Regions from separate parts of the Homo sapiens genome. Here all the other regions are linked to region 1. The links are chromatin contacts, found by Hi-C or POLR2A ChIA-PET in ENCODE. All regions are on one chromosome and are shown on one strand. Each heading gives the region's core, a stretch centred on a gene start or an enhancer-like site at or near the end of the contact. The rest is flanking DNA. Distances are from core to core; before and after follow the strand shown.

What was found. A loop is a pair of places that touch in the nucleus more often than their neighbours do. ChIA-PET counts read pairs that join two places held with the same protein, here RNA polymerase II (POLR2A). Pooled maps may share reads with other maps.
Region 2: a loop to region 1 is called in a pooled map, with 2.7 times the contacts of the local background. The contact joins the enhancer-like site here to the promoter of LY9 in region 1. A Hi-C loop is called at or near these places in 3 of 37 single-sample maps with no recorded cell type and 5 of 50 pooled maps. POLR2A ChIA-PET finds 5 or more read pairs at or near these places in 4 of 52 experiments (CD4-positive, alpha-beta T cell, activated B cell, activated T-cell and 1 more).
Region 3: a map of B cell shows a loop between it and region 1 (2.8-fold over the local background). The contact joins the promoter of NCSTN here to the promoter of LY9 in region 1. A Hi-C loop is called at or near these places in 1 of 168 maps with a recorded cell type or tissue (B cell) and 8 of 50 pooled maps. POLR2A ChIA-PET finds 5 or more read pairs at or near these places in 1 of 52 experiments (Panc1).
Region 4: a loop to region 1 is called in a pooled map, with 2.4 times the contacts of the local background. The contact joins the promoter of USP21 here to the promoter of LY9 in region 1. A Hi-C loop is called at or near these places in 6 of 50 pooled maps. POLR2A ChIA-PET finds 5 or more read pairs at or near these places in 6 of 52 experiments (CD8-positive, alpha-beta T cell, CD8-positive, alpha-beta memory T cell, OCI-LY7 and 3 more).

Annotation. Positions count from the first base shown.
Region 1 is chr1:160,794,834-160,798,041 of GRCh38, reverse strand. LY9 (lymphocyte antigen 9) reads right to left here and starts at 1,868. Exons shown (of 10, transcript NM_002348.4): 1 at 1,731-1,868. The coding sequence starts at 1,854.
Region 2 is chr1:160,451,939-160,454,937 of GRCh38, reverse strand. No RefSeq gene overlaps it. Among named protein-coding and RNA genes, the nearest start is that of VANGL2, 53 kb to the right of the region's middle. RefSeq lists an enhancer at 1,496-1,545. Within about 2 kb of position 1,443, at least 2 of the 41 ENCODE cell types and tissues checked have a DNase peak (open chromatin) inside an H3K27ac peak, as active enhancers do.
Region 3 is chr1:160,341,930-160,344,912 of GRCh38, reverse strand. NCSTN (nicastrin) reads right to left here and starts at 1,530. Exons shown (of 17, transcript NM_015331.3): 1 at 1,432-1,530; 2 at 87-191. The coding sequence starts at 1,516. It overlaps COPA (coat protein complex I subunit alpha), which reads left to right and starts at 1,663. Exons shown (of 33, transcript NM_004371.4): 1 at 1,663-1,782. The coding sequence starts at 1,743. RefSeq lists enhancers at 1,461-1,510, 783-1,730.
Region 4 is chr1:161,158,244-161,161,221 of GRCh38, reverse strand. It overlaps USP21 (ubiquitin specific peptidase 21), which reads right to left and starts at 1,722. Exons shown (of 14, transcript NM_001014443.3): 1 at 1,544-1,722; 2 at 716-856; 3 at 1-602. The coding sequence starts at 581. UFC1 (ubiquitin-fold modifier conjugating enzyme 1) reads right to left here. Exons shown (of 6, transcript NM_016406.4): 6 at 2,366-2,810. The coding sequence ends at 2,730. RefSeq lists a silencer at 1,494-1,643.

The DNA.
Region 1 (3,208 bases), core at 619-3,118:
GAATTGCACCGTAGGACAAATAATAAAAGAGCATTCAAAGATTGCAAAACTGAATTTGACTCACCTGTCTCTTAATAGTTTCCAAAGAATGCACGTAACAGTAATTATAATAATAACAATCATAGCTTCTGCCAACTATGTGCCACTATACGTGTGTGTGTGTGTGTGTGTGTGTGTGTATAGATCATCTACAATCTGTAAGAGTGTTGCATGATGCATCCTACTAACTATATTTTACACTTAAGAAATAGAGGCCCTCATCACTAATAAATGATGGAGCAATGATTTAATTTCAGATGTTCCTGATACTAAAGTGAGAGGGGTCTTTTCACTCGACTGCCTTTTAAGTTCCTGAAATGACTCTTTGGAGATACAAAAGCATCATCCTTTCAGACCAAAAGAGTGAGATTTGAGGTCATCCTAATCAGTGGAGCCAGACCAATGGAGATGCCTCTTTGCTCTGAACTGTTTGAAATTCACTGCATTGATCATTTGCGGCTTGGATGACCTTGAATGTAGCTTATTTCAGGTTTGCTCAACACAATCAAGGAACACCCCAAAGGTTGGAGGTAAACATAAACAGCCTTGCTGCTTTCTGTGTGTTTTGATGAGCCAAGATAAAATTGAAAGTGAAAAGAGGTCAGACTGGACCTCAGCTCTGAGGTCTAGGCTCCTCGTTCACCCATATCTGCATCTAGGAGTGTTTCTAAAGCTCCCTTCAGGCACCAACTGCCAACCCCCACTGCTCTCAGATCTCTAGTGCTACCTGCACCATCATCCCTGAAGCCCTGGAGAAAGCGGGAGCACAGAAGGACAGTAGCTGCCACAGTCCCAGGTGGCTGAGATCCTCTCTGGGGTACTGGATTGGCTCTATCTGCTGGACAGTGGGGTTCCGGGCCATGCAGCGGAGAGATGTTTCCCAGGAGTTGGGCCTTGATAGGGAGGAATAAGGTTGAGGAGAAAAGGATATCCAGATAAACGCCACCTTGCCCATGGTCACCTAACCGCGTCCAGGTCCCCAGTGAAACCTCAGTAATAAAGCCAGCATATATGATAACCAAGGCAGGATACATAGAAAGAAGCTCCAGAAGTTCTCTCCATCCCTAGGAAATTGCTAGGTGGCTTCTCATCAGGGGATTTTCCTGGATCCCTCTGTGGGTTTTATCCACACCATACAGGGAACAAACTCATTATATACTTGGCATTTCTTAGGAAAATGTGAGGGCAAGAGAAATGTAGTTTGAGCCCAGAGCTATTTGAGACCGGGGCTAGAATGTTACCCCCTTCATAGTGCACGAATATGCACACATGCAAAGTAATTTCTGGCAAGGAGATGAGTTTCCCGATTTTACCAACAAGAACTGGGCTCACGCCTGTAATCCCAGCACTTCAGGTGGCTGAGCTGGGCAGATCACGAGGTCAAGAGATCGAGACCACCGTGGCCAACATAGTGAAACCCTGCCCCTACTAAAAATACAAAGATTAGCTGGGTGTGTTGGCATGCACCTGTAATCCCAGCTACTCAAGAGGCTGAGGTAGGAGAATCGCTTGAACCCAGGAGGTGGAGGTTGCAGTGAGCCGAGATTGCGCCACTTCACTCCAGCCTGGCAACAGAGTGAGACTCCGTTAAAAAAAACAAAAAACAAAAAAAAGAATCTCCCAGGCAGGGAATGCAACTGGCCTCAGAAGAACCGCAGTAGCAAGAAGTGGTGGCCATAAAGTGGACTTACCCATGAGCAGGAAGAGGAGAGAGGTCTGTAGAACAGAAGAGAATATTTGCAGCTGACTCCTCTGTGGCTTACTGGAGAAAGGCCCAGGAGCCCAGTCATCTGTGTGACTCTTTGGTGCCACCATGATGATCTATTTTCAGAACTGAGACTGAAGGAGGATGCACTTACCACAGCTTCCGCACGTGTCACAGCTTCTGCATGTGTATATGAGTGTGTGTGTGCATGTGTATGTGTATGTGTGTGTGTCTCAGAGGGAGGGTTGTTTATACAAAACACCACAGACTCCTCCCATCTGCGCAGGCAGGTAGAGGTCCCAAGTCTATTCAGGGCCTCATTTGTGACTGATGTGGAGCATCACTTGCTTTGACATCAAGGGACTTGGGTTCTAAATTTGGCTCCTAAAGGTGACTGCTAAAGATCTGTACCTCCTGGCATTCATGCCTCTGTGTAATCACCTCTTCTTTAGTGTGGCCTGGATTTAGTGACTTGCTTCAAGTGAATAGAATGTGGCAGAGATGTGGGATGGGTCACTTCTGAGATTAGGTTACAAAAAAGCTGTGACTTCCATCTTGGGTTAGCATGTGTGTGCATATGCGCTCTCTCTTTCTCTTGCCCTCTCTCCCTCTCTGTCTTTCCCACTATCTCTGTCTCCCTACCTTACACTGAGGGGAGCCAGGTATTGTTTTGTGAGATACTTTAGGGAGAGGGTTCCAAAACAAAGAACAGAGGGAGGCCCCCAGCCAACAATCGGCGAGGAGCTGATTCCTCTGGCCAACTGTCCATGAGGACTGAGGCTAGCCAAGAATCACATGAGTGAGACTGGAAGTGGATCCTCCCCAGGAGGTCCTTGAAATGACTGCAGCCCTGGCTGACACCGTGATGTTAGTTGTGTGAGTACCTTAAGCCAGAGGCACCCAGCTAAGCCATGCCCAGATTCCTTATCAAGAGAAACTGTGAGATAATAAATGTTTGGTTTTTAAATTTTTTTTCAATTTTTTATTTTTCATCAAAAATGCTTATTGTTTTTAGCTGTGAAGTTTGGGGCAATTTGTTACACAGCAACAGATAACTAATACAGTGACCCAATACATTTTCTATTTTGCTCAAGGCAGTTTGTGCTAGCTTTCTGTCACATGCAATGAAGGACTTTTAATATGGACAAAGGCATCAGGGAGACTGCAATGGGGGTGGACATCGTATGTGACAGCGTAGAGGTGACTGAGTTGAAAAGGTAGGCTGGAGAATGGCATGATTCCCTATATCCTGACTTGGGAAACTGTCTTTTTCTCCTCCTTCTTCTTGTCAGTAGCGTAATAGCTGGCCATGCTATGGTTTGTGTTTCGGGCTTCAGGTCATTTGTTTACTTAGGCTGTAACATTAAGGGGACTTGGCAGGAAAACTTGAGGCTGGCAGAATGTGTAGTTTTAGCTAATATTCGATGAAAGCTTACAGAGTGCTAGTCCATCTTCTGACACTTT
Region 2 (2,999 bases), core at 194-2,693, 340 kb after region 1:
GGATGTGGCAGAGGAATTTCAAAGGGGAAGAATTTGTGCTAGAACTCAGAGTCAGGCAAAACTGATAGTACGAATCAGGGCGTATAGTAGTTGAAAGCATACTGAAGTTGACTATTGGGAAATTGAGGGCTAGGCCAGCTCCACACAGTTGCGCAAGTTTGAGACTCATTCTTCCCTCTGGACCTCAGTTTCTTCATATTGGGATGTTAGCTAAATGACTCCAAAAACCCTTCCAAGTCTAACCACCTGTGATTCTACAAGTGTGACTGAATTCAGGCTAGTCTTATACTGCCTCCGTCTACCTCACTCTTCTTCATCTGACTAGTTACCAGCAGGGAAATCCCTCCAACCCCAAAATAACCATTATTTTCATAATTCAACTATTAAAATGAATAAATTTTAAGTTTGAAAATCTCTCTTCAAACTGTATATATTGTATAATGTCATTGAAAAGGCAAAACTATAATGACGGAGAAGTCATCAGTGGTTGCCAGAGTTGCAGGTGGGGAGAGAGGATGACTACAAATTGGTAGCACAAGGGAATTTTTGAGGGTGATGAAACTGTTCTGCATCTTGATTGTGAGGGTGGTCACAGGACTATATGCATTTGCAAAAATCCATGAAACTATATACCACAAAGAATAAGTTTTACTGTATGTAAATTTAAAACTAACTAAATAATTTTTTAAAATAGGGCAACAGCTTTGGTAGTGATTTACATCCATGTTTAAGTGTGCATCATTTTAATATATTCTAGATAATTTTCCAGGTATTAAATTTAACTTCTTATTTGAATATCTAGCCTCTTAAAAGTGTATAAATTATTAGCATACACTTTAAACCTATATAATGTATGTTTTAAAATAAATACATTGTTTTCAAAATATGGCAGTTATAGTCTTAAGAGACTTTCTAAAAACAGATTTATTGAGGCATAATTCCCATACCATGAAATCATTGGTGTGAAGTATTCAGTTCAACGATATTTAGTAAATGTATCCAGTTGGACAACCATCACCACAGTCTAATATTAGAACATTTCACCATCCCAAAAAGATCCCTCATGCCCATTTTCAGTTTAGGAGACTCATAAAAGTAGAAGAGCAGTCAATCTGCTAGTAAATTTGCTAACACAGAATCACGACATTTTTAGTGTCGGAAAGCTCTTAAGGCCACCTTAAACTCCCATCACCTGTTTAAATGCCTCTGTAACACGTCTGATGGGTAGTTACCCAGCCTAGCTAGACAACGTCCGGTGATATCAGCGACTGTCTTGTTTAACACTCATTTCATCCTCGGCCAGATCTATTTATTACACAGTTATTCCTCACTTTGAAGCACTGAGGCTTTATATGAGTAATCCCCCATACACTCTGAGAACTACATTAGTATCCAAGAAAGGTGGCAGGAAATGTTTAAAAGGAATTATTTTTGAGCATTTGAGGTTCAAACAGAAAGCTGATATAAGTAAAAGAAGCCTGCCAGCTTTAAAGCAGAAGCAAAGGCCAAGGGAATTGAGTACAGCATTCAAAGATGGGCTGGCACTGGTGGATGGCTATGGAGCATGTTCTGGGTAAAGGACAAAGAGCAACAGAGTAAAAAGTTAGGAGACATCAATGGGAAAGTCCAAGGGACCGCATAAAACCGTTCAAGGCAGCACTTTGATATCAACCGTGTCAAGAGGCCCTATCGGTAAAGTAGACCAAAATCACTAAAACTAAGATTATTTACATTTTGGTATATAATATCTTATTCTGGCCCGGCATGGTGGCTTACGCCTGTAATCCCAGCACTTTGGGAGGCCGAGGTGGGTGGATAACTTGAGGTCAGGAGTTCGAGACCAGCCTGGCCAACATGGTGAAACCCCATTTCTACTAAAAACACAAAAATTAGCCAGGCATGGTGGCGCATGCCTGTAGTCCCAGCTACTCGGGAGGCTGAGGCATGAGAATCGCTTGAACCTGGGAGGCAGAGGTTGCAGTCAGCCAAGATCACACCACTGCACTCCACCCTGGGCGATAGAGTGAGATGCTGTCTCAAAAAAACATATCTTATTCAGCAAATTTACTCACTTTTTACTAAGTTGATAATAACTTGCATGATTGATCCTTGTGTATTACATTGGGTGAGTGAAAAGACAGAAGGAGAAGTCATAATCCTGTAAACCACCAAGAAATGCAAGGACAGGCCGGACGCGGTGGCTAATGCCTGTCATCCCAGCACTTTGGGAGGCCGAGGCGGGTGGATCACCTGAGGTCAGGAGTTTGAGACCAGCCTGGCCAACATGGTGAAAACCCGTCTCTACTAAAAATACAAAAATTAGCCGGGTGTGGTGGTATGCCCCCGTAATCCCAGCTACTCAGGAGGCCAAAGCAGGAGAATCGCTTGAACCCGGGAGGCGGAGGTTGCAGTGAGCTGAGATCGGGCCACTGCACTCCAGCCTAGGCGACAGAGCGAGACTCTGTCTCAAAAAAAAAAAGAAAGAAAGAAAGAAAGAAATGCAAGGATAGCAAATATGCTAGGTGCCTGGAAAATTACAATCTGGAAACAAAATTACCAAGGCTGGATTTATGATCCCAGTCCTCAAGCATTTCACAGTCCAGAACTTCTTTAGAGACAACATGGTATCATGGGAGGAATACTGGAGTAGATGCAAGAAGGCATGTTCCCTGATAGTGTACTTGTGTGTGATCCTGGCCAAGTCTTCTAACTTCTCTGAACCTGAGCTTTTTAATTTGTACAATGAGGATTAGGAAAGGTAAACGAGACAGCTGGTAATATCTGTTCTAAAATTCTGATTGTGTGCCCCTGGACAAACACAACTATTCCTTGTCATTTTTGCCTCCTTAGTAGGTAGGTTGTAAGAGTCAAGTGAGATGTGTGTGAAAGGTCTTTGAAACCTTAAGAAGCTATGCAAATAAGATGTGGCAGAGTGGATGCCTAGTGAATGCCTATACAGTTGTTTCCATTTAAAAGATACTTTATTATTTACAGGTATA
Region 3 (2,983 bases), core at 281-2,780, 450 kb after region 1:
TCTCCTAAGCAGGACATGGATGTTACTTAGTATCTAGGGCACAGACAAATATCAATGTCCACAAACATGAATCCATCTCAACTCACACTGGCAGCCAATCTGATGAGTGGCGTTGAGCAGGCGAACACAGGGAGCTGTTTTATTTAAGGGGATATATATCTTCCTCTCCACTGAGTTTCCCCTGCACAAACCTGATCGGAAGATAAAAAGTGTTAGAAAAATTTGAGAGACACAGGTACTAGCTTCTATCGTGTCATTAACCTGAAGTATGGCTTGGGTAAATCATTTAATATCATACTTTCTAAAATGAGATTAAAGTCCATTCTTCTGATTTCTTGGGCACACACTTATCGTAACAGATACATGTTCTACATGGCACCCAGCTATGTGCCTCAAAGGGTTATTACAAAGTCCATGTAGCGCCATTGACAGTGACACTAAAAGAGAGAAAACTTGGTCAAAGGAAAGGTGTTTGACCTTAGATTTGCCAGATTCTGGTTGCACAGGTGATCACACTTCTGCTTGTATATCCTGTATGTATATTACTAATTGGTTAATACACAGGTGCTGGGCTAAGAAAACTTTCTGAGGCATTTTTCCAAGAGTGTGAACAGAATTGAGAGAAACCTTATGACATACACGGGTCAGTTAATTTAACATCAGCAGGTCATTTGTGTGCCCACAGTGTGGGGCAGCTGTAGTTTCTCCTTTGAGGATCCTTAAAAACAATGTGAATTGGGGGAAGGCACAGTCATAGTTATATACAGGCATTTGCATTTTAGGGCTTGACCAACTAAAAAGCCATGTATCAGTAAATGAACGCGTATCAGCAAACACTTAAGTACATTATAAATGCCAAAAGTTCCTTGAATTGTTACTTCAGGGTCTTCACAGTTAAGAGTACCCATATCCTACCTTATTCTTGCTTTACTGATTAAAAAAAAAAAAAAAAAAAAAACCTGAGGCAAGGCAGGGGGACACAGACTTAGGATGTAATCAACAGAGGAAGAAATAAGAAATCCACCTTTTAAGCGCCGCACAGCACCCACAGAACAAGATTGCTTTCGTCTCAAAAAGTCTAAACGCGAGGAAGAAAGCTAACTTTCACACCTGTTCCTTTCGACTGTGGGGTGGGTGGCTGGGGTTGTGGGAAAAACGAGACATCTGGACAAAGTGGGAGAGGGTCAGGCTCGAAGTCCAGGAAGAGGCCTAGAGAAGGGAGTGAAGCGACACGACGTGCTGCGGGGGAGAAGGGACCTTCAGGTCCAGGCAAAGGGGGAACTTCTGTCGTGGGAACGAAAAAGAAAGAGGATTTACAGGGTGGGGGGACAGAGGGGCAGCAGGAACCAGAAGGGAGACAGTGGCGGTCGCGGCGGGGCCGATCCGAGAGTTCCCCTTAGAGAACGGAGCTCACGGGCGGGGAGGCCTCACCTGCTAGTAGGACGCAGAAAGACAGAAGGCGAAGGAGACCCCGACTTCCCGGGTCAGCCCCAGAGCCACCCCCTGCCGTAGCCATCTTGCCTCTCTGCTGAGCGGAAGCCCCCGTTCGGCTCCTGTCTGTTAGCGGCCTCTCTAGGCTACCACTGACACCGTCTCTGTGGCCCGGAGCCTAAGAGACCGGAAGTTCGTGTTTCCAGGCGCTTCCGGAAACCGCGGGAGAGGGTCGCTGACGTGGAGGCGTCCGAAGGGCAGCAGGGTGTGTCGGGGCTCGGATTAAGACATCGGAGTCGGAGACCTGAGAGATGTTAACCAAATTCGAGACCAAGAGCGCGCGGGTCAAAGGTAGTGGAGAATAAAAGGGGGAACATGGAGGTTGGATGTCAGGAGCGGCGCTGACACCGGGGAAGAGAAAATGGGTAGAGGTGTTGGTCGAAATGGGCCCACCAGACGGACCCGGAGGAAGACGGAGGGTGGGAGAGAGGTTGGGCCTGGCTAGCGGTTCTCCAGTCCCCTCTTCTTTGGTGTGTCCTTGGGCTTCGATTTACCTATAAAGTGGCTCCCACACTGCAGGGGATTCCTTAGACCCCCTCCCTATTCTTTCTTCCCCCTTTCTCTCTTGGCTGTGCTCCCGATTTGTGTTGTTCTGCTCCAAAGGCCCTGTGATCTGTTGGCTTTTTGATGACTGTGTTATATGGAGTGGCCCTGGGAACTGAGTCTCGATCTCTGTTACTCGCACCCGAGTCAGTAGCCTTTTTGGAGACGAGTAGTGGCAACCTCACTTAAGGAGGCCTTGGCTGCAGCATCTCAACATCAGTGCCTCCATTCGGCTTTATTTACTACCCGGAAATAGTACTTGAGGCTTATAACCCCAATAAAGTCTCAACTTGATAGAGTTGCCAGATAAAATGCAGGATACCCAGTTAAATTTGAATTTCAGGTAAACAATGAATAGTTTTTTAGTCTGTCGTTGCTTACCAGAAGTTCAAATTTATCTGGAAATCTCGTATTTTTATTTGCTAAGTACGGCAGCTCTAGAGCTCGAGTGTGGGTCGTTGGGGGTGGAGGGCAAATACTGAGATCGCAGTATTAGCCTCAGAACGTTAGAATGTGAAAGTCAGAGAAGTAAGGTCTCCGAAGACCTGGAAAAAATAGTATCTAGAATATTTAGTGAGATGCAGCGTAACAAAGTGGTTAGGAACTTGGTCTTTGAAGTCAGATGGGCTTGCCTTGGAATCCTGAGACATCCACTAACAAGCTGTGACTTGGATGACTTACTTAATGTCTCTAAGTCTGTATTTCCTCATCTGTAAAATCGTCTTTTATAGAGAGTATTAAAATGAGAAAGTATATGGAGTGTATTTATTACAGCGCCTGGTGTAGACTCAGTAGCTCAAAAACTGGAGGTTGTTATCAATGTGTGAATATATTCTGAGCAGTTTCTAAGTCTCTTGGGAAACTTGACCTTGAAAGATGGGTACCATTAAGAATTTCTGAGACCTGTATAGGTGAAATGTGAAATGGGTCTTCATAATCTTTCAGTTTT
Region 4 (2,978 bases), core at 473-2,972, 360 kb before region 1:
AAAGGCTCAGAGGACCGGGCGGATATCATGTGGAAGGAGCCATGGGAAGCAGGGGGCTCTGTCCGTATGCTGAACAGGGTAGGGGGTCCAGGAAAGCCCCCTAGGCGGCGGAGAGAAGTGCTACGTCTCAAAGTGGGTGGCTCAGGCCGGAGGGCCAAGCGGCTCAGTGCAGCCCCAAGCTCTCCGGTGCCACGGTGCCCTCCCAAGGCAATCCCCATTGGACGCAAGTCCCCACTGCTCACAGACTTGGAACGGGCTAAGTTGGTCCGAGATGGGAGAGGCAAAGCCACTGTTGGGGGTGGTGAGCCAGGCAGGGGAACCCCATGATCTGCTCGAAGGGGGCCTCTGGGACGAGGGCCTGAGGTCCGTCCCCGTCCCAGCTCCAGTTTCTTGAGCCGTTCATCAGGCAGACCTGGCCGGGGAGGCAGAGGTCGTAACATGGGGTTTGGCCCAGAGGCTGGGTTTCTGCGCTCCTTGCTGCGGGCCCTGGGGGCAAATGGTAGCTTGGATCCCACTCGGGGCTGGATATTAACAGGTGGCTCTCGGGTACGGCCCAGGCGGTGCTCAGAGGCCTGGGGCATTGTGGACACCACAGGCTGGACCTGGGAGGAGAAGAGAGTGTCAGCATTTGAATATGGGGGGAAATGGGAACCCAGGCTGCTGTACTGAACCCTGCCACACTAATTTTCCCTTATTGCTTTGCCCCATTCCATACCCACAATCTTGCTGTCCTCTCATTTCCACATTAGGTGGTTGGCTCAGTCATCACCACTACCACATCAACGAAAGTGGGGAGCAGTATACGCACTGAGGGCAGGAACCAGATCTATCGAATCAGCCATCGTATCCCCAGTACCTGGCATCGTGTTTGGTACAAAGTAAATACTTAGTATCTATTGGGTAAACAAATGAATGAAAGATAAGCAGCCCATGGCTTTGACCCTTTCTATACTCCCGACCCCTCCCTGCAGAACACATCTTTACTGAAAAGCCAGTGATAACTCCTATCTCGGCTCTAACGTAACATGGGACCCCATACCCGGCTAGTAAAGTAGGATGTGCCTCGGGTCACTTAAGACCCTAGCCAAATGGTAGTGTAGATGCAAGAATAACAGCCCAAAAGACAGCCCTCCATCCTCGAATCCCTGCCTCTCTGGGCTGCAAATGAAGCAGACTATATGGGTGACTTACGATCCATTCCCTCCCCCACCTCCGACCTCCGACATGGTGTCGAGGTTCAGAAAGCAGTAGTCGGGGATGGAGGACGAACAACTCCTTGACCCTTAATCTCTGCACTTCTCCCACCACAGCAGGGCTTTAGCCGGGTCCGCCCCCCTCGAGGGCAGAAAGGCCGAGACCGCTGATTGGCTACGGAATCCGGCGGCGTATTCCCCGCGGTCCAGGGATGCTGTCCCTCCAGCCCAGTTCTCCCAGGCCCCGCCGGGCCCCACGCGCCTTTGTGGAGAGTGTCCTCTCGGGTCTGGAGCAGTCTTCCCTCTGCGCCCCCCCACACCCCGCCATGCCATAACGCCCCGGCCCGTACCTGTCCCCCAGTGAGGCGGCGGGAGAGGCCAGCCAGGGCCAGGCCCCAGTTCAGGGCCACCCCCTACTACCCCCGTGCAGCCCCCCCGTGGGCCCGGCTGCAGCTTTAGCCGCAGCCGTTGCCCAGATCGCTCCCGCCGCAGGGGCCGCCGCCATCTTTGTTGGTCCCGCCCGGCCACCGGCCACCGGCTTCACCGTCTCTCAAAGCGCCTGCGCATCCACACCCGAACTCCTCCCACCGGTCCCTTGGCGCTTGCGTGAGCCCGCCCCCACGGCTCCGCGATCGACACCATGGAAACGCAGCCAAGTTTAGGGTCGCTGGTTCTCAACGCTGCCCAGAGAGGTCTTTAATCCATGACTCCAAAGCAAGTCCCTGAGGTATAGGGTGCCGTCGCCCCATCCTATAGCCCATAGGGATGGAGATCTGACAGTCGTAGTATGGCCGCGAGGCTTACAGCACAGATCCTTCCCAAACAGCAGGGGCGCAAGTATGGCAAACTGCAGGCCTGGGTCCAGCCCGCAGACCAGTGGAGAAGCATCTAGCACTTCACAGAGGGCTGGGAAGATCCCTGGAGGGCGGGAAGTGCTGGTCCGGCAAAACCACTTCTTGCAGGCTAACACGGTAGGGCAAAGCATGGCTCACCACTAAAGGACAAAGGTAGATCTGAGCAGCAGGGGGAACAGTCAACATTTCATTCCCACTCCTGACCAGAGCATCCCCTATTTCCGACTCTTTCCCAACCCAACCCGGCGTAGCTGTTCATGTGCCTCAGGTTTCAGCCCACTTGCCCTCTGTTAACAGCTCCCAATGAGAACCACAGGCTACCAGAGGAAGCAGCTTTTATTGATGGGTTATCTCCAGAAACCAGAAAGACTATATGTACTCACTTTCAGTTACCCCCGTGCCTCCAGAATCGCATGTTGCTCCACCTGGGGGCGGATATAAATTACCTCTAGATTGTCCAAAGCCCAGTCTTTCCCTTCCCTGTGCAGCCTTAGAAACTAAGTAGCAGTACTGTTTGGTGTGTGTTTGTTTCTTCCCCAGCAATGCCTACTGCAGCTACTTAGTAACAACTAGAGGTGGAGGGTGTCCGGGGAAGCAGTTAGATGAGTTAAGTGTGATGCACAGGAAAATAGTATCGTAGCCTATCAAAGGTCCCTCTGCCCTGCCTCAGTGGCTTGATTCTTCATTGGTTGCATTTCTCTTTGTGTTGGATGACGCCCTTCTGAATCAGATCAGGGATTTCCACTGCCAGCCATGGACCCAGCTGCAATACAAGGAAAATCCTGTGAGATTACTACCAGTCAATGCTTCTTGTTCCATTAGAAGCTCCTTCCTGGAGACAGATTCTGGGGGAACATGCTTAAGGGACATCACTGTTATTCCTTTTATTCTTAGCTGCTTTTCTTGTACTGCTCAGGGCCTAAGTCCCTCT